3 separate regions of the Homo sapiens genome follow, and regions 2 and 3 are each linked to region 1. The links are chromatin loops, found by intact Hi-C in ENCODE. Cell type or tissue: endothelial cell of umbilical vein. All regions are shown on one strand.

Evidence for each region. Peaks named below come from ENCODE experiments on the same cell type or tissue, not always from the same donor. Only the 100,000 strongest peaks of a DNase experiment are listed, where the experiment ranks them.
Region 2: it touches region 1 in a loop (6-fold over the local background); 38 of 110 quality-filtered maps call a loop at or near these places.
Region 3: a loop joins it to region 1, with 13 times the contacts of the local background. A loop is called at or near these places in 29 of 110 quality-filtered maps.

What each region holds. Positions count from the first base shown.
Region 1 is chr11:74,384,799-74,392,798 of GRCh38, forward strand. All of the region lies in intron 1 of PGM2L1 (phosphoglucomutase 2 like 1), which reads right to left. Among named protein-coding and RNA genes, the nearest start is that of PGM2L1, 9.6 kb to the right of the region's middle. In endothelial cell of umbilical vein, a CTCF peak has its summit at 4,062; a DNase peak (open chromatin) is centred at 4,053; H3K27ac peaks cover 238 bases.
Region 2 is chr11:74,566,851-74,574,850 of GRCh38, forward strand. No RefSeq gene overlaps it. Among named protein-coding and RNA genes, the nearest start is that of POLD3, 22 kb to the right of the region's middle. In endothelial cell of umbilical vein, a CTCF peak has its summit at 3,879 (motif pointing left); a DNase peak (open chromatin) is centred at 3,851; H3K27me3 peaks cover 858 bases.
Region 3 is chr11:74,251,767-74,259,766 of GRCh38, forward strand. It overlaps PPME1 (protein phosphatase methylesterase 1), which reads left to right. Exons shown (of 14, transcript NM_016147.3): 14 at 1,726-2,937. The coding sequence ends at 1,744. It overlaps LOC124902824 (small nucleolar RNA SNORA7), which reads right to left and starts at 786; the gene lies at 648-786. It also overlaps a transcript of P4HA3 not described here. In endothelial cell of umbilical vein, a CTCF peak has its summit at 4,186 (motif pointing right); DNase peaks (open chromatin) are centred at 1,725, 4,215 and 6,375.

The DNA.
Region 1 (8,000 bases):
ACTTTGAGTTCACCAGTATTCACAGGGCAGCCCTTTGGACTTCTAACCTAAAGTAAGAGTGTTTTCAGGGTCTCCACCCGCAATAGGGCCTAGATTCCAACTTTTGTCCCGCTATACTAGCAAGGCTAACAAAAAGACTGACAATCTTCTTAGCTGCCTATCCTGATCAATAAATGTGCCCTGGGCAAAAGTGGCCCCCTAAATACTAAACTCAGCTCTCTGAATTTCTGTCTTCTTCTAGATCATGGCCTGGAATTTCCTTCTTCTTCCAAATCTTAAACTGGAAACTCTTGACTAACATTAAATAACACCTTCAAACAGATTTTTAAATCTATATTTTGTCTGTTTTTTCCAGTTGTTGGAGGAAGATTGTCCAAATTACCTCATCTGTCATTTCTAGAAGCAGAAATCTTTCTATCCTACAACACTGCACTATATAGTATGGCTTTACTACACTTAACTTACATGTACTCCACTATATGTATTTAGCCCTGCCTCCTAAATATTAAAATTGTATTTTGTGTATGTGCTCTATTATATATGGCACATTACTACATATGTTACATATTCTCATATATTACTGTGTAAGGATAGATATTTGAAATCATGTATCTTGTAGTTCTTGGACAATTTAAGGGTTTACAAGGGTGATTTTAAAATTTTATACCATTATCATTATTTATTGACTTTGGAATCTAACTCCTAAGTAAGACAAGACTCCATTATACCAGAAATGTTCTCATACGGAAGTTGCCTATTTGGGATACTACAGAACATGTTTTTATTCTGAGTAGGAGCTTAAATAAGATAATATCTATATTTCTGTCAACTGAGATTCCATAGTTTTATGCTTAATTTAACGTATACTCAGACAAAAGATTCATGGCTTGATGTTTAATGCATATTTTGAAATGGCGAAAATACTACCAACAGGAGAACCCTGCCCATCAGCATAAAAACCACCAAGAAAGGAAACAATAATATGCTTTTTCTTTTTCAATAAAGCCCAAATTCCATATTCTTCTGAAATTAGGCTACAATTATGGTCTGACAGCATTTCCCAGAAGTTAAATATCTCTGTATCATGTATATGTCATCTTTACATGTTATAGAAATAATCTAAGGGAAAAAATTATATGCAAAATGATGCTGTCAGCATTATTCAAAATAGTTTTTAAAAATCAGAATACTTTAAGACATCCAGCAAAAAGGAAATGGTTAAATATGATATATTTACCAAGTGAAATACTATGCTGTCAATAAAATTATAATTATGTTCTACGTGATAAAAATTACATATATAAATTCAAAAGACAAACTGAGAAAAAAACATTTGTAATACATGATACATCAAAGACTTATTTCTTTGGCATTAAAACAGGAGAAAAGATTAATAACTCAATAGAAAAGCTAGCAAAAGATATGAATAGTTCATAGAAAAGGAAATACAGCTATCTTTTAAGTATATGAAAATATACAACCTCACTTATAAGAAAAATGGAAATTAAAGCTAAAATAAAATATAGTTTTTATTTTTCACAATGGCAAAGAAAAATATTTGATACTGCATGGTAGAGTCAAGAATTTGAGAAAGCAGGCACTTTTATATATTATTGGTAGAATAATACATTGGTGCACACTCTCTGTAAGGCAATTTGGCAATATCTGTCAAAAAAAAAAACTTTTTTTTTTTTTGAGGTAGGGTCCCACTCTGTCACCCAGGCTGGAGTGCAGTGGTGCCATCACAGCTCACTGCAGCCTCAACCTCCCAGGCTCAAGCAATCTTCCCACCTAAGCCTCCCAAGTAGCTGAGACTATAGGCACATGCCACCATGCCCACCTAATTTTATTTACTTTTTGTAGAGATGAGGTCTCCCTATTTTGCCCAGGCTGGTCTCAAACTCTGGGGCTCAAGCAATCCTCCTGCCCTGGCCTCCCAAAATGCTGGGATTACAGGCATGAGCCACCACACCCAGCCTCCCACAGTTATCTTCATTTAAGTGAAAAACAAAATGATATTTTAACTGAAAAAGAAAATCAAACAAAACCCTAGTATTCCTAGATATGCCTTGGTTACTTTGAGGAAAGGAAGAAGGGAGGAAAATGGAATCAGAGAGGTGGGCATGTGAATTTAAATTATAATTTCTTTCTTTTAAAAGATGTGATTCAAAGTTAGCAAAATATATGATTTAACGAAATGGGAACTATCATTTTCTGTCTTTTTAAAAAGAAGACAGAGATCAATTTGCTAGTGAGTCTTATGGCTTCTTTTCCTGATTTTCTCACAAAGCAAACATCCTTATGTAAAACTTTTATATCTACATTTCTATGAGAGTTTCCAGGATCCCCTCCACAACTCCATTCCATCTCATCCTAATTACATGCTGCAGCCAGATTAATCAGCCAAGAATCAGCAATAGAGTTCAATTCTCATTACATCAAATGTAAAAATTAGAAAGGTTGGGGTCAGATCCCAAAGGGCAAAGGAGTTTGAAACCTTCTTGGATTCAAATAGTCCCCTCTCTCTACACTTCTCTGAGCCTGGGTTTGTGCATAGGCTTAAAAAAATGGAAATAACTACCTCAAACAATCCTTGGGAGAATTAAGAGACTTTCTACATGAAAGCATCTAGTAAGTACCATGTCTGGTACATGATCACTCATAAACACTAGTTTTCCTTCACCTATACTTACTCACCATAGTAGCACAATACATACGCTATACTTAAGAAATCTGTTCATGGTTTCTGCATGCCTCCTGCTCAGTTTCATTTCCCTGATCAGTGTCATTTTCCATTTTATGATTCTACTGTGCCCATTTTAAATTTTTGCCCCATATCCATTATCTATTTGTATCCTACTTACCCTTCAAGTCCCAGCTCAAATTCTACCTCTTACAAAAAATCTTCCTGACTTTGAACTCCTATTGCCCTTAAAAGCCAATGTCAGACAGTTAACCACTTAATTTTTATTTATATTTTAAATTTTACTTTATTATGAATTACAGTAACACATTTCTCTTATTTTAAAAATACTAATAATACAGATAAAGCTGCAGACATCATTGACCATTACTTTCATTCCCAGACCCCACCTTTAGAGGTGCCGCTTACAGCTTGTAATACATTCTTCCAGACCTTTACTACACATCTACATACTTGTAAAATGCAGTTTTGCTTTAACTCTTTTTTTACATATATGGCATCAAATTGTACATGTTGTTCTATAACTTGCTTATTTCATGTATATCTTGCACAGAGGGCCAAATACTGCATGATTTCACTTATATGAGGTATCTAAAATAGTCAAATTCATAGAATTAAAGAGTGGAATGATGGTTGCCAGATGCTGGAAGGGAAGGAGGAATGGAGAGTTGCTAAGCAAGAGGCATAAAGTTGCAGTTAAGCCAGATGAATTCATTATAGAGATATGCTGTGCAGCACTGTACCTACAGTTAACCATACTATATTGAATACTGGAAAATCTGTTAAGAGGGTAAATCTCATGCTAAGTGTTCTTAATATGATAAAATAAAATTAAAAAAAATATAAACCTATACACCTATGTATCTATATCTCTCTTTATATCTATATATCTTGGAGGTCCTTTTAATACATATAGAGCCATGCTATTCTTTTCACTCCAGAGTGTTCCAGTTTATGTCACCATTTATTTATTCATGGACACTTAGGCTTTTCCCTCATTTTTACCTATATAAATAATGAAATATTTCAGAGAGAAAATGACGTGAAAAAATTCTGAAGCAGAAACACAACATAAAACCATTACTTACGTTAAAGAGGTTTTCTAACAAGGTAGACATTAAAATGTCTTTGAATCAGAGAGATATGGTATTTTTCATTTACCATATTATAGTCTTCATACTCTTTAAGGCATTAAATATGACCATTTCCATTGTTTTGTTTGGTAAGATACACTCCTCATTAAATGACTTGGTGTAAAAGATCTCATGAGGATTGGTGACACTATCTCACTGCCTTCCTGTCTATTCTTCACCAGCATAGAACATTTTCTCCATTAACTCCCGATACTAGAGGGCAGCAGCCTCAGTACTAATTAGTAGTAATGCAGACCACAGTTGACTAATGAAAACAATACTCCTTCAGTAAAATCTGCACTAAATTACTAATCAACCTTTTATTTTGAGGGAAAATATTTCTAAAAAGCCAAACAGACATAAATTAGGTAAAAACAGGTTTCTCCATGAGACAAGCCAATTGTGCTGTCTCTCCAAAAGGAAGGATGAAAGAATTCTGATTTAGATTATCCAGGGATTATCATTGAAATCTAAGCTAATGTAACCAGGTGTGATGGCTTGTGCCTGTAGTCCCAGCCACTCCGGAAACTGAGGTGGGAGGATCACTTGAGCCCAGGAGGCTGCAGTGAGCTATGATCACACTGCACTCTAGCCTAGGTGACAGGGTGAGACCCTGTTTCTCTACAAAACAAAACAAAACAAAAACCCTGAGCTAATGAAATATAATAAGATGTATATTCTTTTGTTAATTCAATGTATCTCACAAGTAAAACCTGGAAGAATCAAATGATGATAAATTCCTTTTTATTAGATTATCCATATTCTTTGATTTTTTTAAATAAGAGGAGAGGAAGAGACAGGAAAAATACTTTTTTAAAAATTTATTTTTTTTGAGATGGAGTCTCGCTCTGTCACCCAGGCTGGAGTGCAGTGGCGCGATCTTGGCTCACTGCAGCCTCCGCCTCCCGGGTTCCAGTGATTCTCCTGCCTGTCTCCTGGGTAGCTGGGATTACAGGCAAGTGCCATCACGCCCAGCTAATTTTTTGTATTTTTAACAGAGATGGGGGTTTCACCATGTTGGCCAGGCTGGTCTCGAACTCCTGACCTCAGGTGATCCGCCTGCCTTGGCCTCCCAAAGTGCTAGGATTACAGACGTGAGCCACTGCGCCCGACCGGGAAAATAATTTTAGATCAAAGACATATCCGAATAGGTTTCTAACGGCCTTGTAGAAAACTTGAAGGAACTGGCCGGGTGCGGTGGCTCACGCCTGTAATCCCAGCACTTTGTGAGGCCGAGGCGGGCGGATCACGAGGTCAGGATATCGAGACCATCCTGGCTAACATGGTGAAACCCCGTCCCTACTAAAAATACAAAAAAAAAAAAAAAAAAAAAATTAGCCAGGCGTGGTGACGGGCGCCTGTAGTCCCAGCTACTCGGGAGGCTGAGGCAGGAGAATGGCGTGAACCCGGGAGGCAGAGCTTGCAGTGAGCCGAGATTGCGCCACTGCACTCCAGCCTGGGCGACAGAGCGAGACTCCGTCTCAAAAAAAAAAAAAGAAAACTTGAAGGAAGTAAACAAACAGCTTTTATGAAAGAAAAAAAAAAAAACAGGGCAAAGAAGTCCCCCAAATAACAAACAGAAGTGCTAGTCTACCTATTTTGAAAACTGTCAGGTGAGACAGGAAGAGCTTTCAAATATGAATCACTCCTTTTCAAATATATCTATGGAAAAATTACTACACTGTGTAGTTTTTCCACACCATCTTCTTTCAGTAAGCAATCTACATTTAAGGTTTCTTCATCTTTTCACAGCTTGATAGCTCATCTCTTTTTGTGGCTTGACAGCTAATTTGTTTTAATCACTGAATAATATTTGATATGCAACAGTTTGCTTATTCATTCACCTATTGAAGGACATCTTAGCTGTTTTCAGTTTCAAGTACATTTTTAATTTGAAGAAATAAAAGTATAAAGATTTTTGGGTCAAGATGAAAGACTTAAACACTTGTCTCCCCTCCCTGAGAACTTATTACAGTGATAGTAAAGGAACGAAAGGACTAAACCTACAATGTAAAAAGAACTGGAGGAAGGGATCAGTGGGTACTGAAGAGTAGATGCAATTTCCACGTACAAAAAGTAGCATGAAACAAAGTGCAATAAGCCCAAACCCAAAATAACTTGATAACATGTACATTTTGTTCTATAATCAAAATGAAATCTTGTCTTCAACATGGATGAACTATGAAGACATTATGCTAAGTGAAATAAGCTAGTCATAGAAAGACAAATATTGTATGATGCCACTTATATGAGGTACCTAGATTAGTCAAATTCATAGAAACAGAAAGCAGAATGGTGGGTGCTAGAGGCTTAGGGGACGAAGAAATGGGGAGTTATTTAATGGGTACAGAAATTCAGTTTAGCAAGATGAAAAAGTTCTGGAGATCTGTTTTTCTTTCCTTAAGATCCATCAATTAATTGTTCAAAATGATGCCCCATTTTAGTTGGCTTCATTTTTAGACCATAACTTAACTTACTCAGCTTTGTCTTTCCTTGCTTATTTGGGTCCTTCATTCTTTCCTTCCCTCCCTCCCTTCCTACTTTCTTCCTGTTTTCCTCCTCCCTCCCTCCCTTCCTTGGGTAACTGCTTTTTCTTTTCTGTTCTTTTTTTTTTTAATGTTGTTGACCAGAAACAACACGCCATCTTCACCATATTACTAACATCTTCCAGCTTTTTACTATTTATGGCATAGATGCTGAATTCTTTTTCAAGATATATTTCTGGAACCCCAGTGTGGATCAGTACACTATTTTCATCTAGGATTTCTTTACATTGGATTTCTGGGGAAGTTACTCCACATCAACTTCCTCATATTTCCTATTTCCTTTTGCTATGTTTCCTCAACTTTAACGTCTATATTTTCTATTGCATTTGGCAGGGGTGGGGTGTAACGTTTTTTTCTTAATTTCCAAGAGCTCATTATTGTTTCCTGTTCCTTTTTCATAGCATATTTCCTTATTTGATGGAATAATTGTCTTATTTAATCAAAAAACATTAAGTTCTTGTGTTCCCTGACTTAACTCAGTTTTTTTCCTGTATCCATTGCTTTACTTATTTTTCATGCAGCTTATTTCCTTTTTATAGTTTGATCGTTAGTTAGTTATTAACATCAATAGATTTTTAGCCGCTGGTACCCAACATTCTGTTTTCTGTTTCTGTGTATTTGACTACGCTAGGTACCTTATATAAGCTGGTATGGGTTTTCTCTGTTTTCATGTATACAATATGTTTTCTGCCAGTCTCCTCTTAAATAGAATGGCCAGTTGGAAGCCCTGTTTGTTAGTTGCACTTATTGTCCTGCAAACTTTGCTAGCATTAATTATATTGTTTAAACTTTTGAAATAACTAATGCTAATAGCATAACTATCAAAATTTAGGAGACATAGAGAATAGTGAGTGAATTCCCATTTTTTATAGCACAGGGATATATTTGACAGATAATATCTAAAGCTTTAAAATACATCAAGAAATAGTGCTTCTAGTATATTACTTAGTCTTTTCATGGTAACCACAAAAATAACTAAAAAGAAACTTAAAATGACTTATAAGGAGCAAACTGAGGAAAAGAAGAGGCAGTTAGGATCATTGTTTTCCATTATAATCCCTTCTGTACTATTTTTTAAAATCATAAGCATGTATTTCTTCAAAAAAAATAAATTGCAAATAAAATGATGAAAACAGGAGAAAATGTAGGAAATTTGGAAGTATAAAGAAAAAAATGAATTTGAATTCTAAAAAGAAAAATTCAAATATTCATTTATATGTACTAAATTTCTTGGACAGAAGGAGAATACTGTGTTGCCAAGGAGACCAAAGCAACTGTTCAGCTCTTAAAAAAAAAAAATCCATGGCAATTTATTCTGCATAATATTACATCCTACTCCAGCTTTATAAAAGCCAATAAAATAGTTTTTTTTTTTTTGAGACGGAGTCTGGCTCTGTCGCCCAGGCTGGAGTGCAGTGGCGCGATGTCGGCTCCCCTGCAAGCTCCGCCTCCCGGATTCACGCCATTCTCCTGCCTCAGCCTCCCGAGTAGCTGGGACTACAGGTGCCCGCCACCTCGCCCGGCTAATTTTTTGTATTTTAGTAGAGACGGGGCTTCACCATGTTAGCCAGGATGGTCTCGATCTCCTGACCTTGTGATCCGCCCGCCTCGGCCTCC
Region 2 (8,000 bases), 180 kb after region 1:
ATTAATAACCAAGCTAGTTGATTAAAAACCATGTATTAGTGCTAGTTGATTAATAACCAAGCTAGTTGATTAAAATGTATTAGTATTAGTGCTAATGTATTAGCGCTAGTTGATTAATACTGACATAGTAGTTAAAGTATGTCTGAGAAGAATTCAGGGAGTAGTTTAATTAGAATTTCAGCTTTGGGTGTTGACGGTGAAGTGGGAATACTTCTTCCCTGAGTTGTCCTGGGGAGGGATTCTCCATTTCTGGTTTACAAGACCAGAGTATTAAATTATACTACAACCATCTCATCCTGTGATGAGAAACTCTGGTGGGCTTGCACCTGTAGTCAGCTACTCGGGAGGCTGAGGCAAGAGAATCACTTGAGCCTAGGAGGTCAAGGCTGTAGTGAGCTGTAATCATGCCACTGCACCCCAGTCTGGGAGACAGAGTAAAACTCCATCTCTAAAAATAAAAAAAATTGTAAATTTTTTTGAAAGATGAGGAATTCACCAAACATGAAAAAGAGGTCTATAGCTCCTCAGCCCAAAATGTCAACAACAACGTGTTATCTCATCTTTTCTCCACTCTCTCTGTACCTCCAGGCCATCCACCTCTGAATTTCAATTTTTTTTGTTAGTTTGTTTATTTAAAACCAGGACAATACTGCTTTCATTTACTTTGTTTTAAAAATCTACAACCTAGTGACTGTATTGGTCATAAGCATGATTGCTGTTGCAATGTGCTACTTATAATGAATGACAGCAAACAAGCTAGGGATTCTGTCTGCCACTTCCAGCCTTTCCTCTTTTTACTTCAATAGGCATCGATGATAAATCAATCTTATGTACAATTTCTTATAACTTTTGTATTTTTTGTAGAGGTGGGGTTTCTCCATGTTGCCCAGGCTAGTCTGAAACTGCTGAGCTCAAATGATCCACCCATCTTGGCCTCCCCCCATGGGATTACAGGCATGAACCAGTGCTCCTAGCCTTTGCATTTTAACTGGGTAATGTATATAAGTATAGATGCCAGGTTTTTAAATTTTTTGTCTGTTGCTTGGTTGGCTGGTTTTCTTGTTTTAGTTGCCCAACATCTGAATCCTACCCCTTCCTTATATTCAGAGAACTCTCGACCATCTGAGCCTTGGAGAGAGGCAGATTTTGTCTCCTATTATGGAAGTGAAAAAGTACAGATATTTGCTTTCCAGCACGCCCTTAACAGCTAGGGCATGTGCATATTATATAGGTTCAATCAATTTGGTATGTCCTCTTGGAACTTTGATTAAGAAACTTGTGCCACAAAGAAGCAGGGACAGTGGAGAGTTCATTTTGGCAGAGGTGGAGGCAGTGACAGTAACATCTAGGTATAGGGCAGCAATGCCAGCAGAGCAATGGGTGGCCTCTGGGTCCAGGGTTCAGGGTAGGGATAGAGGTGGCAGTGGTGTCTTTACTGAATTGGCTCCATAGCAGGATTTGGGCTAAGGTAATACCTGTCTTGGCTCCTTTAGTCTCTGCCATTTTTTAAACAGCTTTATTGAAATATTAGGTTGGTGCAAAAATAATTGCAGTTTTTGCTATTACATGTATTACAATTTGCCCTTTTAAAGTGTCAAATTCCATGACTTTTAGTGTATTTACAAATATGGGAGACTATCACCATAGCCAATTTTTATTACCTCAAAAAAAATCCATATGCTTTAACTATCATTTCCTACCCCCACCCACACCCCCACCCCTCCCCAGCCCTGAGCAACTACTGATGTACAAATTTCCCTATTCTGGACTTTCACATGAATGGAATCATATAGCATGTAGCCATTTGCAACTGTCTTATTTTATTTAGCATGATGTTTTCAAGGTCCATCTATGTTGTGGCATGTATCAGTACTTCATTCCTTTTTATGGCTGAATCATATTCTATTGTATACCATGTTTTGTTTATCCATTCATTTGTTGACAGACATTTGGGTTATTTCCATGTCTTGGCTATTACGAACAATGCTGCTATAAACATTCATACACAAGCTTCTGTGTGGGCATATGTTTTCATTTTCTGCCCATTTGTTGACTCTAATTCTTCAGGCTTTCTGGTGACTCCATGAGTTACAGAAAATTATCTTAAATTTTTTTCTTATTCAAATAAGACAATATTGATTTCTGTTAGCTGGATTCACTTGCAGCTAATTTTTGTAATTTTTTGTACAGACATGGTCTTGCTGTGTTGCCCAGGCTGGTCTCAAACTCCTGGCCTCAAGTGATCCACCCCCATCAGCCTCCCAAAGTGCTGGGATTACAGGCATGAGCCACCACGCCCAGAATTTTCTTACTTTTGTTAAAAGACATGAGGACTTAACTATTTTCTCTGGGGCCCAGTTCTTAGTCCCAGAACAAAAGGGCTATAATTGGCTAATGTGACACACTTCCCAGTTAACCTTCAGTGCTGAATTTAATCTTCCTTATACATTGATGTAGAGAATGAGATCCAGAGAAGGAAAGTGACTTGCTTAAGGTCACACAGCCAGTCAGTGGTACAGTTAAGACTAGAATCTAGAACTCCTTATGCCAACTTAATGTTCTTCCCCCTACACTAGGCCTCCTGTCATCAATTCAACAACTGTTTGTTAAGCTCTGTGGTCATAGGATATATGGAAGAAGCAGGGGAGACAGAGTCCAAAGACATGATTTCTGCTCCTGGCTTTGCCACTTCCTACCTTTGTGACCTTGGACAATTTATTCTGTGTCTCTGGGTCTCAGCTATCTCATACAAAAAAGCAGGAGTTGGAGATTGGAGGCTAGGCAGGGAGAGCGGTTGGATTAGAGGGGACAAGCTCAAATGCCTACAACCTCCGTTTCATTTATTCAATTACATTTTATTCACTTATAATTTATCACCTCCTTTTTTTTTTGAGATGGGGTCTCACTCTATTGCCCAGGCCAGAGTGTAGTGGTGCTATCTTGGCTCACTGCAGCCTCAACCTCCTGGGCTCAAGCAACCCTTCTACCTCCTTCTCCTGTGTAGCTGGACCTATAGGCATGTGCCACCACTTCCAGCTAATTTTTGTAATTTTTTGTACAGACAGGGTCTTGCTATGTTGCCCAGGCTGGTCTCAAACTCCTGGCCTCAAGTGATCCACCCCCATCAGCCTCCCAAAGTGCTGGGATTACAGGCATGAGCCACCATGCCCAGAATTTTCTTACTTTTGTTAAAGACATGATCAATAAATATTTCACACATTAAAAAAAATGTTTAGGCCAGGTGCAGTTGTTCACGCCGATAATCTCAGCACTTTGGGAGGCCGAGGCAGGTGGATCACTTGAGCCCAGGAGTTGAAGACCAGCCTGGGCAACATAGGGAGACCCCTGCCTCTACAAAAAATATGAACCTTAGCTGGTATGGTGGCACGTGCCTGTAGTCCCAGCTACTCAGGAGGCTGAGGTGGGAAGATAGCGTGAACCCAAGAGATGGAGGTTGCAGTAAGCTGTGATTGTGTCACTGCACGCCAGCCTGGGTGGCAGAGTGAGACCCTGTCTCAAAAAAAAAAAAAAGTTTTAAGAAAAATAATAGTACAACCACCTTGATCAATGGCAAAAATAACTTGGCCTCAGTGTTGGGAGAACACAGGGAATGATAAGGACCAAGGCTCACCATGGTAGAGCACAAGATATTTGGATTTTTTAAAAGCCTGAAATATGATTTTACTAGGACATCCCTTATTCTTTAAATTTGGGCAATTAATTCAATTAAACTTTTTCATACAGAGCGTTTTCTAATTGTGTATTGAGGTCCTATCTTTATTGTTATTCTTCATGGAGGAAGGAGCGGCAATAACTCCTAATGGGAGATAGCAAAAGGAGAGGTGACTCTGCCATCTGCTGCTCACTGATGGTATGTACCTACAGGCCTTCAGTAGGATTTAGGTGCCACCCTTATAAAGGGTCAGCTCTGAAAGTCTTTGCTGGGGACATCTCCAATATCCTAATTTGATGGTTGGGGTGTCAGGCACATGGAGGCCTTATATCCCAATACCTGGAAACCATGAAGCCGGCTCCAAGGTAAAGCCCACAAGCTGAATCTGACCTCTGGTAGGCATCAGGCATGTGTTGCCACAGAGCTAAAAGTGTGGCTGGAGAAGGACGAGAGGAGAGGAAAGAGGATTGCGGTGGGAGTCGCCAAGAAAGCTGGAAGCCATTGCACAGCTCCAGGAACAGGGGCAAGGGCTGAGGTAAAAAAAAAAAAAAAAGAGAGAGAAATGAGTGGATTTGAGAAACAGTACAAGAAAATCCGACTTGATAAGACATTGGATTCAGAGAATGAAGGGCTGGAACTGCCAGTGCCTGCCAGTGAGTTGTACTTTGTGCTACCAACTAATCTTCGTAGAACTTCAGTTTGATTATTCATTACCTCCAGCCTATTTTGGCTTCCTACTGAAATCAGGACACAAGGAAATTTGTCACCAGGTAGACAATAAATGTCCCTCCCCACCCCCTGCCAGTCACCCCACTAGTCTTATTAGGAATCCTACACTTGGTAGGAATTAAGAAGTCTTGACTGTGAGTCCCAAGTTCAGTCATTTTCTGGCTGACTGACCTTGGGGAAAGTGACCAAACACCTGGGAGTTTAGTTTTCTCATCTTCAGTTTACTCATCTGAACAATGGAGCAATGGCAACAACAGCTCCCTTTAGGCTGAGCCAAGCTTCATACAAGCTAATGTCAGACATCTATCATCTTATTGAATTCTTGCAACCCCAGGAAATGGGCACTACCATTACCCCCATTATTCAAATGAGGACACTGAAGCTCTGAGAAATTGAGTGGCTTGCCCAAGGCCATATAGCTAGAAAGTGGGAGAAGCTGTCTTTCCAACTCAGACTGCTTAGCTCCAAAGCTTTACTGCTCTGGATCTCTGTCTCAGTGAGCTTTTGCTATAAAATGACCCACCCTGAAACACAGTGGCTTAAAACAACAATCATTTTGTTTAGTTCACAGTTCTAAGGTACAGTATATTTATACAGGTCACAGTTTTGATCTTGGCCAATTTAGCTGATCTATGCTGGATTCCCACATGCATGGGTCTGTGGATAGCTGGTAAGTTGGCTCAATCACATATTTGGTGACTGGCAGTTGGCTGGAGCACCCTGATGCTCCTCCATATAGCCTCTCATCTTCCAGCAGGCTAGCTTAGGCTCATTGACTTGGCGGGCTAAAGATTCCAAGTTTAACAAGAGAAGACAGGCCAGATGCAGTGGCTCACACCTGTAATCCCAGCACTTTGGGAGGCTGAGGTGGGAGGATCATGAGATCAGGAGTTCAAGACCAGCCTGGCCAATATGATGAAACCCCGTCTCTACTAAAAATACAAAAATTAGCTGGGTGTGGTGGTGCATGCCTGTAATCCCAGCTACTCAGGAGACTGAGACAGAAGAATCGCATGAACCCGGGAGGCAGAGGTTGCAGTGAGCTGAGATCACGCCACTGCACTCCAGCCTAGGTGACAAAGCGAGACTCCATCTCAAAAAAAAAAAAGAGAGAGCAGACAAGCCTCCGTGCTCAAGCATGTTTCAAGTCATCGCAAAGCCAAACCAGACTCAGAGTGCAAAAGCACTTTCAAAAGGTGTGGGTAGAGGGAAGGGGATAATCTGTGGTCATTTTTACAATCTGCCATAAATGCTATGCTATAATCCCTGTTTCACAGGGTTGATCACATGAGATAAAGAATGTGAATCAGCTTTGACGTGAATCAGCTTTGTGAACTTCTATAAAATATTGTCCAGAGGAGTGGCATTGTTTAATGATTAGTACTGTATGCCAATAGTACCTCGAACTCAACACATCTGGTAATTATCTCCATTTTCCAGATGAGGAAACTGAAGCCTAGAGAGCTTAGGGGGCTTGCACATGATCATACAGCCAGAATCTGAACAGAGATCTGTGTGTGCAGTGCTCTTCAGCAACTTGATTCTTTATTGCATTGTTCTATAATCCGTTTTCCTGAGCAGGTCTTGTTTTCCCAACTAAAATTCCTTAAGGACTTTTTTTTTTTTTTTTTTTTGAGATGGACTCTCACTCTGTTGCCTAGGCTGGAGTGCAGTGGCGCGATCTTGGCTCACTGCAACCTCCATCTCCCGGGTTCAAGCAATTTTTCTACCTCAGCCGCCCGAGTAGCTGGGACTATAGGCACGTGCCACCAACGCCTGGCTAATTTTTGTGTTTTTAGTAGAGACAGGGTTTTGCCATATTGGCCAGGCTAGTCTTAAACTCCTGACCTCATGATCCGCCTGCCTTGGCCTCCCAAAGTGCTGGGATTACAGGTGTGAGCCACTGCACCCGGCCCTTAAGGACGTATTATAGGTCTTTTATTTCTTTTGTGGCCACGGTGGTGGCTAGCATTATACTAAACACATGGTAGGCACTCACTAAAGACTTTTCAAATGACTGAATCACTCATTCATTTATTTATTCCCTTTTTAAGCAAACATTTATTGAACACCAATTATTACATAGGTCCTGGACACTGAGAATACAGAAATAAATAACACAATATTCCTTTTCTTAAGAAACTCGCCTAGTTAAAAAAAAAAAATTCAACCTGACACTGTAATCTAGCATGATAGAACCTCAAAGGGTTATGACAGCAAAGGAAAGGAGCCCTAAACTAGCCTGGCAGAGAAGATACCTGCCTTCTTTATGGCTGAGGACACTGAGGAGGATACTTCTGAAGAGAGCACAGCAGATGCAAAGACTTGTGGGAAATAACACGGTATGTACCTGGACTTATCAGCAGTCTGTGTTGCTGGAGCATAGGTAAGAAGCAGCTAGGGGTGAGAGGTGAAGTTGAGGTGGTAAGAAGCTCAAACTTGATCTCTTTTTTTGGGACAGGGTCTTGCTCTGTCACCTAGGCTGGAGTACAGTGGCGTGGTCACAGCTTACTGAAGCCTCAAATTCCTGGGTTTAAGTGAACCTCCCACCTCAGCCTCCCCTGTAGCTGGGACCACAGGCACACGCTACTATGCCTGACTCATTTCTTTATTTTTTGTAGAGATGGGGTATGACTATGTTGCCCAGGCTGGTCTAAAATTCCTGGGCTCAAGTGATCCTGCCACTTCAGTCTCTCAAAGTGTTGGTATTACAGGTATTAGCCACAGCACCCGGCCTCAAACTTGATCTTAAAAGCACTGAGAGGGTCAGGCGCGGTGGCTCACGCCTGTAATTCCAACACTTTGGGAGGCTGAGGCGGGAGGATCACAAGATCAGGAGTTTGAGACCAGCCTGGCCAATATGGTGAAAACCGGTCTCTAATAAAAACATACAAAAAAAAAATTAGCCAGGGGTGGTGGCGGGCACCTGTAGTCCCAGCTACCCAGGTGGCTGAGGTAGAAGAATCGCTTGAACCCAGGAAGCAGAGGTTGAATGAGCCGAGATTGCACCACTCCACTCCAGCCTGAGTGACAGAGTGAGACTCCGTCTCAAAACAAACAAACAAACAAACAAAAAAAAGGCCGGGCACTGTGGCTCACGCCTGTAATCCCAGCACTTTGGGAGGCCGAGGCAGGTGGATCACGAGGTCAAGAGATTGAGACCATCCTGGCCAAACAACATGGTGAAACCCCATCTCTACTAAAAATACAAAAATTAGCTGGGTGTAGTGGTGCACACCTGTAGTCCCAGCTACTCGGGAGGCTGAGTCAGGAGAATCGCTTGAACCTGGGAGGCAGAGGTTGCAGTGAGCCGAGATTGCTCCACTGACTCCAGCCCAAGCGACAGAGTGAGACTCCATCTCAAACAATAAAATGAAATAAAATAAAGCACTGAGATGCACCACTAGGTAATAAAAACACATTCAGACCAAGACTCGTATGCAAATTTTTTAGTACCAAAACTGGAACTTATCCAACACCCATCATCTGGTCAGTAAATGAATAAAATATGGTACACTCATACAATAAAATACTACTCAGCAATAAAAAGTAATCAACTACTGATATTTGCACTAACATGAAAGACGATACATTTGTT
Region 3 (8,000 bases), 130 kb before region 1:
AAGCAGACACTTGTAGGACTGTAAATATCTCTGCCTTACCCCTGCCTGGTTTGGTCACCATGCCTTTCTTCCTCCTCCTCAGTGAAGAGCCTGGCATGTCTGTTTCTACAAAGCCATGGTTGGTTGTTTCTTTGTGCTGTGCTCCCACGGGTTGATGCTGAGGCTGTGATTAAATTGTGCCTAGTCTCACTCCCCACTGTGATGTGCATTTCTTCTTGAGGTGCCCCTTTGAGGAGGCTGGGATAGGAATCAGTCCTTTTCCAGGCTCCTAGAGAAGTTTTCTTTGGCTTCTCCTGCCCTGCTGCCAAGGAAAGCTGGGCAGGCCATGGAGCAGGGCTTTTTTTTTTTTTTTTTTTTCTTGGCACAGTCTTGGTTCACTGCAACCTCTGCCACCTGGGCTCAAGTGATCCAGTGCCTCAGTCTCCCGAGTAGCTGGGATCACAGGCGTACGCCACCGTACCCGGCTAATTTTGTTTTTTTTTTTGTTTTTTTTTTTTTTTAGTAAAGATGGTGGTTTCTCCATGTTGGCCAGGCTGGTCTTGAACTCCTGGCCTCAAGTGATCCACCCGCATCGGCCTCCTAAAGTGTTGGGATTATAGGGATTATAGGCACAAGCCACCGCGCCTGGCCTAGAGCAGGGTTTTCTACAGTGTTGCACAGTGTCTTCCCATGGCCAGCTACTAAGCAAGCTGGGAATGGAATGGGTGCCTCTGCCAGGCTTGCTTCCCCTCCCTTTCCGAAGCTGGCAGAATATTAGCCACTCTGCAGGGGTGATCCTGGAAGCTCTAGAGCAGGGTTTTCAACCTCAGCTTTATTGACATTTTGAGGTGGATAATTCTTCATTGTGGGGACTGTCCTGTGCATTGTAGGATGCTTAGCAGTATCCCTGGCTTTTACCCACCTGATAACAGTAGTACCCCTCCCACACACGGTTTTGACAAACAGAAATGTCTCCAGATTTTACCAAATGCCTCAAGGGAGGCAAAAATTCCCCCTCTATTGGTCTAGAGGAAGAAACAGGGCCAGGTCTCTCATCCTAGGTAGCTCTTCATCTGTTTAGGGAAACACAGTTGGGCTCTTTGTTGAGGAAGAAGAGAGGCATGTTGACCAAACCAGGTGGTATTGACCCACCTCAGCCAGCTCCTAGTCTGTACTGCAGAAGGCCTTTGATCCTCAGAGAGCCCACAACCCTCATGAGGAGTCATTCCTACCATTGAAAAGTCTCTTCTCTGATTTTGGTGAGGGCTTGGGGAAACTTGTTCCCCACTCTCAGAAAGTTTGCAGAAGAAATATTAAGAAAAGGAAATGGCTTCTGCGTTAGAGAACTCTGAATTCCAGGGCCTGGGAGATGAGAGTGACAGGGCAGGGTAAGCACTGGAGATGATGGCAAGACCTTGGGACAGTGAACCACAGAAGCGACACCCCTATGCTGAGCCATCCCTCTAACAACTGACCATTCATGGATCCCAGGAACCAACAATAAAGACTTAATTTCTCTTACTAAACAGTGTTTGGCTGGGGCCCTTCGACCATTTGGAGCCTTGGGCAAATGAGCAGCACACTGAGAGCAGACCCTGGGTCCAGCTCTGGTCAGGGCTGTGAAATGGGTCAGATTTGCCAGGGCCTTGGTGGTCATTAGGGAGGGCTTCCTGGAGGATACAGATAAGCAAGGGAAAGCTATTGATAGTTACATTTGTTTTTCCTTCTCTTTCTGTTCTTCCACAGTGTGTTTCCTGGCTGTTAGTGACCTGCTGTCCACCCCTCCTCAACATCGAGCTCTGTTGTAAATACGTCGCACCAGAGGCCACTGTGATGCCACTGTCTCCTCTCCATCCCGCCCAGCCATGTGACACTGGCTCCCGGTAGACGGGCACCCCGAGATGTACCAACCTTTTCATGTATTCTGCCAAAAGCATTGTTTTCCAGGGCCCTTGACCAACATCGGCTTCCCCAGTCCAGGGCTCCCCTGCTCCTTTCCCTTCCCTGTACTGGGGTAGCTCCTGCCTGCTCTCCCTGCGTTGCCTAGGGTAAAGCCTCCAGATTTGCCATACTGAGCCCCTCTTCCTAGCATCAGGCGATACATCTGAGTTCAAATGTCTTCCCAGGCTCAGGGACCTCCATTCCTTGAGATTGTCTTGGCATGGCCCAGCCCTGCCTCATGGGATGGACAATGCATGGGGTGGTCTTTATTTTTCCCTTTCAAATAAAACACTAGTCAGGTACCGTTTTATCCCAGTCGTACTCTTCCAGGTTTGGAAGACCCAGAGAGGCCAAGATCCCATCCTTAGCCATAGCGAGCGGTGGTGGTGGATAGCATCACAAGAAACGAGCCTGAAAATCAGGTCCAGCCGGTCCAAGCACATGGCCTCCCATCTGGGAGAGCCCACTGTCCCACTCCCACATGTCTGGGCACCTGCCCTGGGCTGAGGCCAGGCTGCTCCAGGGGCCTCCTGCGCCCTCACCTGCCACAGAGCAACCCAGGTTAAATACAGCCCATGCACAAAGCCACAGGCCAAAGCCTATGGAATTGTTTTTAATCATCAAATTTAACCATTTTCATAACTGGTTCCTGGAGGTGTGCAGTGCCCCCTTGCCTCTTCAAACCTACAGCTTCTCTTTGCCATTTGTGGATTTCACATCACTCCACACAGAAACATTACAGCCTGGCATCCCCAGTCTTTGCCTTCTTCCAGCTGCCTCGACACAGCACTGTGGCCTGTCCCTATTGCCCAGGCACGCCATTTCCAAGGGCAGGAAGGGGCAGTGTCCTGAAGCCCATCTTTTCTGTGACTGTCTTAGGTGATGTGTAGCCCCCTCCACCTTTCCACTCAACAACCTCCCACCCCTGTCCTGCTGCATGGTCCGGAGTCTGGGACCTACTTTGTTTTTTGTTATTTATGACCTTGTTTAAAGAAAATAAATATCTCCCAACCTTTATTGGTCTGGTCTTTCTCTGTGGAATTGTCCTTATTTCTGCTGATATGGGGGCAGGGGACAGCTCATTGGACTTAGTTGTCATGGAACTCCAGAAACCCCTTTCCCTATAGCCCTTCAGTGTGTTATGCTCTGCCTGTCCCCTGATCCAGAATGCCCAGTGGGATGGTCAGAGCCACCCTCCTCTGCAGCCAGGATGGGATTCCAGTCCCATCTCTCCTAATTATCGGCTGTGTCGACTTTGGTCCAGAGCAGGACAATCTGTGCACTGTCCACATGATCTCAGTCACCATAGCTTCACTTATGTGAAACTTCATCTACAACCCAAATCATTTCCTGAGCTCTGAACAGGTAGGCCCAGGTTCCTCCTCCTGTCTCTCCCAGATGACCAAAAGCCACTTCATATTGACTGTTTCTAAAGCTGAATCCACCTTCCCCCGGAAACTTGCTCCCCATGAAACTTGCTCTTCCTCCAGCGTTTCCTGGCTCAATAAGTGATAGGTATCACCATCTCTCCAGTTGTCCAAACCAGATACCCACAGTGAATGACTTCTCTTACACCCACCTCAGGTCTACCACCAAATCCTGTTCATCCTCTTTTCCGTGTCCCCCTCTTTTCCATCCCACAGCCAGTGCCCTAGCTTAGGCCTCATCATCTCTCACTTTGATCACTTCAGTACCTTTGCTGCCCTCCTCCCCCCTGGGTGGTCCTCCACACTGTTGGAGGCTTCCTCCTAGCAGGCTCTGGGGCCAGAGTGTCTAAATTAGAACCCAAGCCCCACCCCTTACACTGTATGGTATGGCAACAAACTTTCTCTCTGCTGTAGTTCACTCATCTGAAAAATGGAGATAAACCGTACCTACCCCACAGGGTCTTGAGGATTATACAAGTTAAACTAGGTTAACTGGCTTTCTCACTAACTGGCACATGGTAAGACATTTAATAAGTAGTTCCTGTTATGACACTGTTACATTGTTATAGTTAGGAACTTTATTCAGGGCCGTCTGTGGGCCAATAGCATCAGTATCTCTTGGAAGCTCGTTAGAGAACTGTGTCCCCATGTCAGACCTATTGAATCAGAACTGATCTGCATTTTAACAAGTGCATCAATGTCTGAAAATTTCTTGTCTAGTTGATGATGAAATATTTCAGGGTAGTTCATGAGCTCCCTAGTAGAGGAGAGAAGTTCCTTATGTGTGGTTTGATTTCTCTCACCGGAACACTTTGCGGGTGCCTTTGCTGAGCTATGTGCCCTCTTGTCCACAAGAGGGCAGCATGATCACTTGGTTTTCAGGGGCACTCAGGTTCATCAGGTTCACTCAAATTTTGAATGTCATCTAATTCACTTGACACACATCTCATTTAATCTTCACAGCAACTCTATGAGGTAGGTGCTGTTATGTTCCTTTTACAGGTAGGCAGACAGGTCCAAATTCTACAGCTTGGAAGTGACTGTCAGAATTCAAAACTGGCTTGCTTCCACATCATTCTGTTCCTGCATGCTACAAGGGACCCTGGGCAGAAGTCATTTTGGACCAGATACTTAAAAGAGCAGAAGGAGGATGACCGTGGAGATGAACCCTCTTTACACTTGATGGAGGAGGCTGAGAATGAATGAAATGCTCGTGAGCTTTGTGGTTGGTTGTGTTTTAGGCACTTTCATCTCCATTCATCCTTTGTATCCTTGTGAAGTACAGGCACTATCCCCAATTTAAAGGCAAGGAAGCAAAAGCTCAGACATTTGAAATGGCTTGCCCACAGCCACGGCCAGAGTGGCAGCATCTTTGTCTTCTGATTCCAAGTCTACTGAGCATTCCATTACACCCCAGAAGAGAAGGGACCATTCATGTGTTCACTTAACATGGCTTTAACGAGCACCTACTATGTGTTGGCCATAACAGTGTCCTTGCAGAGCCTACAGATCAGCATGTATGAACTCAGGAAGGGAATAAAGAAGGAGATCCCAGAATCCTTGAATGAAGGATTGCCACAAAGCCAGAAGGAGCATGTTTGGGACAAACCAAAGGCCCTGTCACATAGACACTAGTGAAAGTCCAAGGGAAACTCCTTCCCAAAAAAGGAAGGTAGGCACATTTTGGAGGCAGATGTAGATCTGATGGGGGACAGAATCTTGAGACTGGGAGGACTGAAGACAAAGCCATGAGGGGAATGGGGCATGACTTCATAGCCCCACGCTCTTAACATACTGTTAGGAGCATTTGCTGATTAAGCAAACCCGAGCACCCAATATGTGCCAGGCATCCAATGGACTTTGTAGACAGAGGTAAATAATGAGGCTCTTAAAATGAACTCATTGTCTAGAGAGACAGTGATAGAAATAGTGACCACGTTGTAAGAAGGTTGGGGGTGGGCAGTAACTAAACCTATTTGGAAACAGGCCAGGAATGGTTTCACAAGAGGTAGCATTTTTTCTTTCTTTTTTTTAGACAGTCTCCTCTGTCACCTAGGCTGGAGTGCAGCAGCACAATCTTGGTTCACTGCAACCTCTGCCTCCCAGGTTCAAGCAATTCTCCTGCCTCAGCCTCCCAAGTAGTTGGGGTTTCAGGTGCCTGCCACCACGCCCAGCTAATTTTTGTATTTTTAGTAGAGATGGGGTTTTGCCATGTTGGCCAGGCTAGTCTCAAACTCCTGACCTCGAGTGATCTGCCCGCCTCAGCTTCCCAAAGTGCTGGGATTATAGGAGTGAGCCACCACACCCAGCCAAGAGGTAGCATTTGAGTTGAGCCTTGAAGTATCACAAAGTGGAGGTGGAGGAGGAAGGGCAAGATATCTCAGAAGGAACAGCACAGACAAGCGCTGGAGACTTGAAAGTCAGCCTAGGAAGAAGACTGTGGCTGGAGTATGGGCCGAGATAGGAGAAGAGCCAGGAGAGAAGGTGGGAGTCAGGGCATAAAGGCCTTAAGTGGCAAGAATAAGGAGTTTCCAGAAGTTATTAAATAGGCATGACCCCATATAAAAAGACAAGGTCAGGTCTTTTTTATAAAGGAAAGTCACTCTGGTAGCCTGTGTAGATGGATTGGTGGGTGCCAGACATGAGGCCAAGAGGTCAGTAAAGAGGCAGTTGTAATTGGGCAAGGAAAAGACACAGGTATACTTAATTAGAACAGTGGCCACTGGGCTGAGAGAACAGGATAGTCTCATTATTTTGGAGGTGGAATGAACAAGAAAGAGACTAGTTAGATTTCAAAAGTGAGGGGCCAAGAACCCTTAAGTTGGATGCAGGGGCCTGTCATGAGAAGTGGGGGTTGGAAGTGAAAGGTCAAGATTTTACCAAGGGAAAAGCAAGAAGAGAGCCTACACTAGCAGCAGAGAAAGCAAAACGCAGTCACACTCCTCCCTGCAGTCACTGTTTTGTTTGCAATCTTGGAGCCAACTCTGCTGCTCCAGCTGGCCACCCCATCAGCAGCCAGAATCAACTCATTCTCAGTCTGGGGCCAGGGCTCAGAAAGTTATGTCAACTCAAGAGGCTCCCTTATTCCTCGAGCTGGCTTCCTCTCCCAGCAGTTTGCTAGAAAACTCCAGCCCATAGCCAGGCAAAACCTTGTAACCCAAGACTAGCAGAAAGGCTGGATTCTTCCAGGTGCAGGCAATAGGTGACTGAGGAGTGAATGGAGTGTTGACAGAGACAGTTTCTTCCTGATTAATGAGAATGATGCCATTCCATAATGACTTATAGAATGACTAATCAAACAAGCTTAGAATAACTGACATGATACAGTCTGTATCATTTATAAAGCACGTTTACAACCTTTGAGACCTCCTAACTCCTCTGGAGTGGGGAGGGCAGACAAATCAGCAGTGCCTCCTACAGATGAGGAATTCGAGGGTCTGACAAGGAAAGTGATTTGTCCAGGGTCATACCTTAGCACAATCTGGACTAGAGCTCAGGCCACCTGACTTCCAGACGAGTGCCTTTTTAGTCCCACACCATAGCAGAAGGAGAGGAGGGGTGGGGCAGGGGCATGGAGGACTAGGACCTGATAATGAGAGGAATGCTCCAAGCTCAGTTCAGCCTCCTACTAGCTGGGTGACCTCTGGCACATCACTTCCTTCAGAACTTCAGGTTCTGCATCCCAAAATGGGGGGATAATCCTTAATTCACTAGGTGTTATGAGGGTTAAATGAGACCTAAGTATCCAAGTATAGTAAAAGCTGCTGCCTGCAGTAATAAGGTGAAAAACAGTAAATGCCATGGTGCTAAGAAGATAAGGGGATTCATTCATCCTGACTGGGAATCCCCACAGGGCGGGGAGACCAAGGCACAGCAATTCTACCCCTACTCCTGCTGGGTAGGGCTGCTCAGGCAGAATTAGTGGAAGCCGGTGTGCCCCTGGGGCCTGAGAGCAGTGGCCCATGCTGCATCCTCCCTGGGACGTCCTTCTCAAAAAACTTTTGGCTGGGCACGGTGGCTCACGCCTGTAATCCCAGCACTTTGGGAAGCCAAGGTGGGCAGATAGTGAGGCTTGGCCAACATGGCGAAACCCCGTCTCTACTAAAAATACAAAAATTAGCCGGGTGTGGTGGTGGGTGCCTGTAATCCCAGCTACTCAGGAGGCTGACGCAGGAGAATTGCTTGAACCCAGGAGGCAAAGGTTGCAGTGAGTGGAGATCATGCATGCCACTGCACTCCAGCCTGGGCGACAAGAGCAAGATTCTGTCTCAAACAAAACAAAACAAAACAAACAAAAAACTTTTAACCAGGATTTTTTAAAAAAATAGTAAACTCTACCTAACACAGTATTTCTCATTTTAACCATGTGGAAATGAACAGTTCAGTGGCATTAATTACATTCACAAGGCTGTGGACCACACCACTATCTATACCCCAACTTTTTCATCATCCCCAGCAAGAACTCTGTACCCATTAAGCAATAACTCCTGCCTGCGTCCCCAAGCTCTATTCTGCTTTTGGTCTCTGAATTTGCCTATTTTAGGTAGCTCATAGGTGGAATCCTACAATATTTATTTTGTGTCTGGCTTATTTCATTTAGCATAATGCTTTCAAGTCCATCCATGTTGTAGTGTGTATCAAAATTCTGTTCCA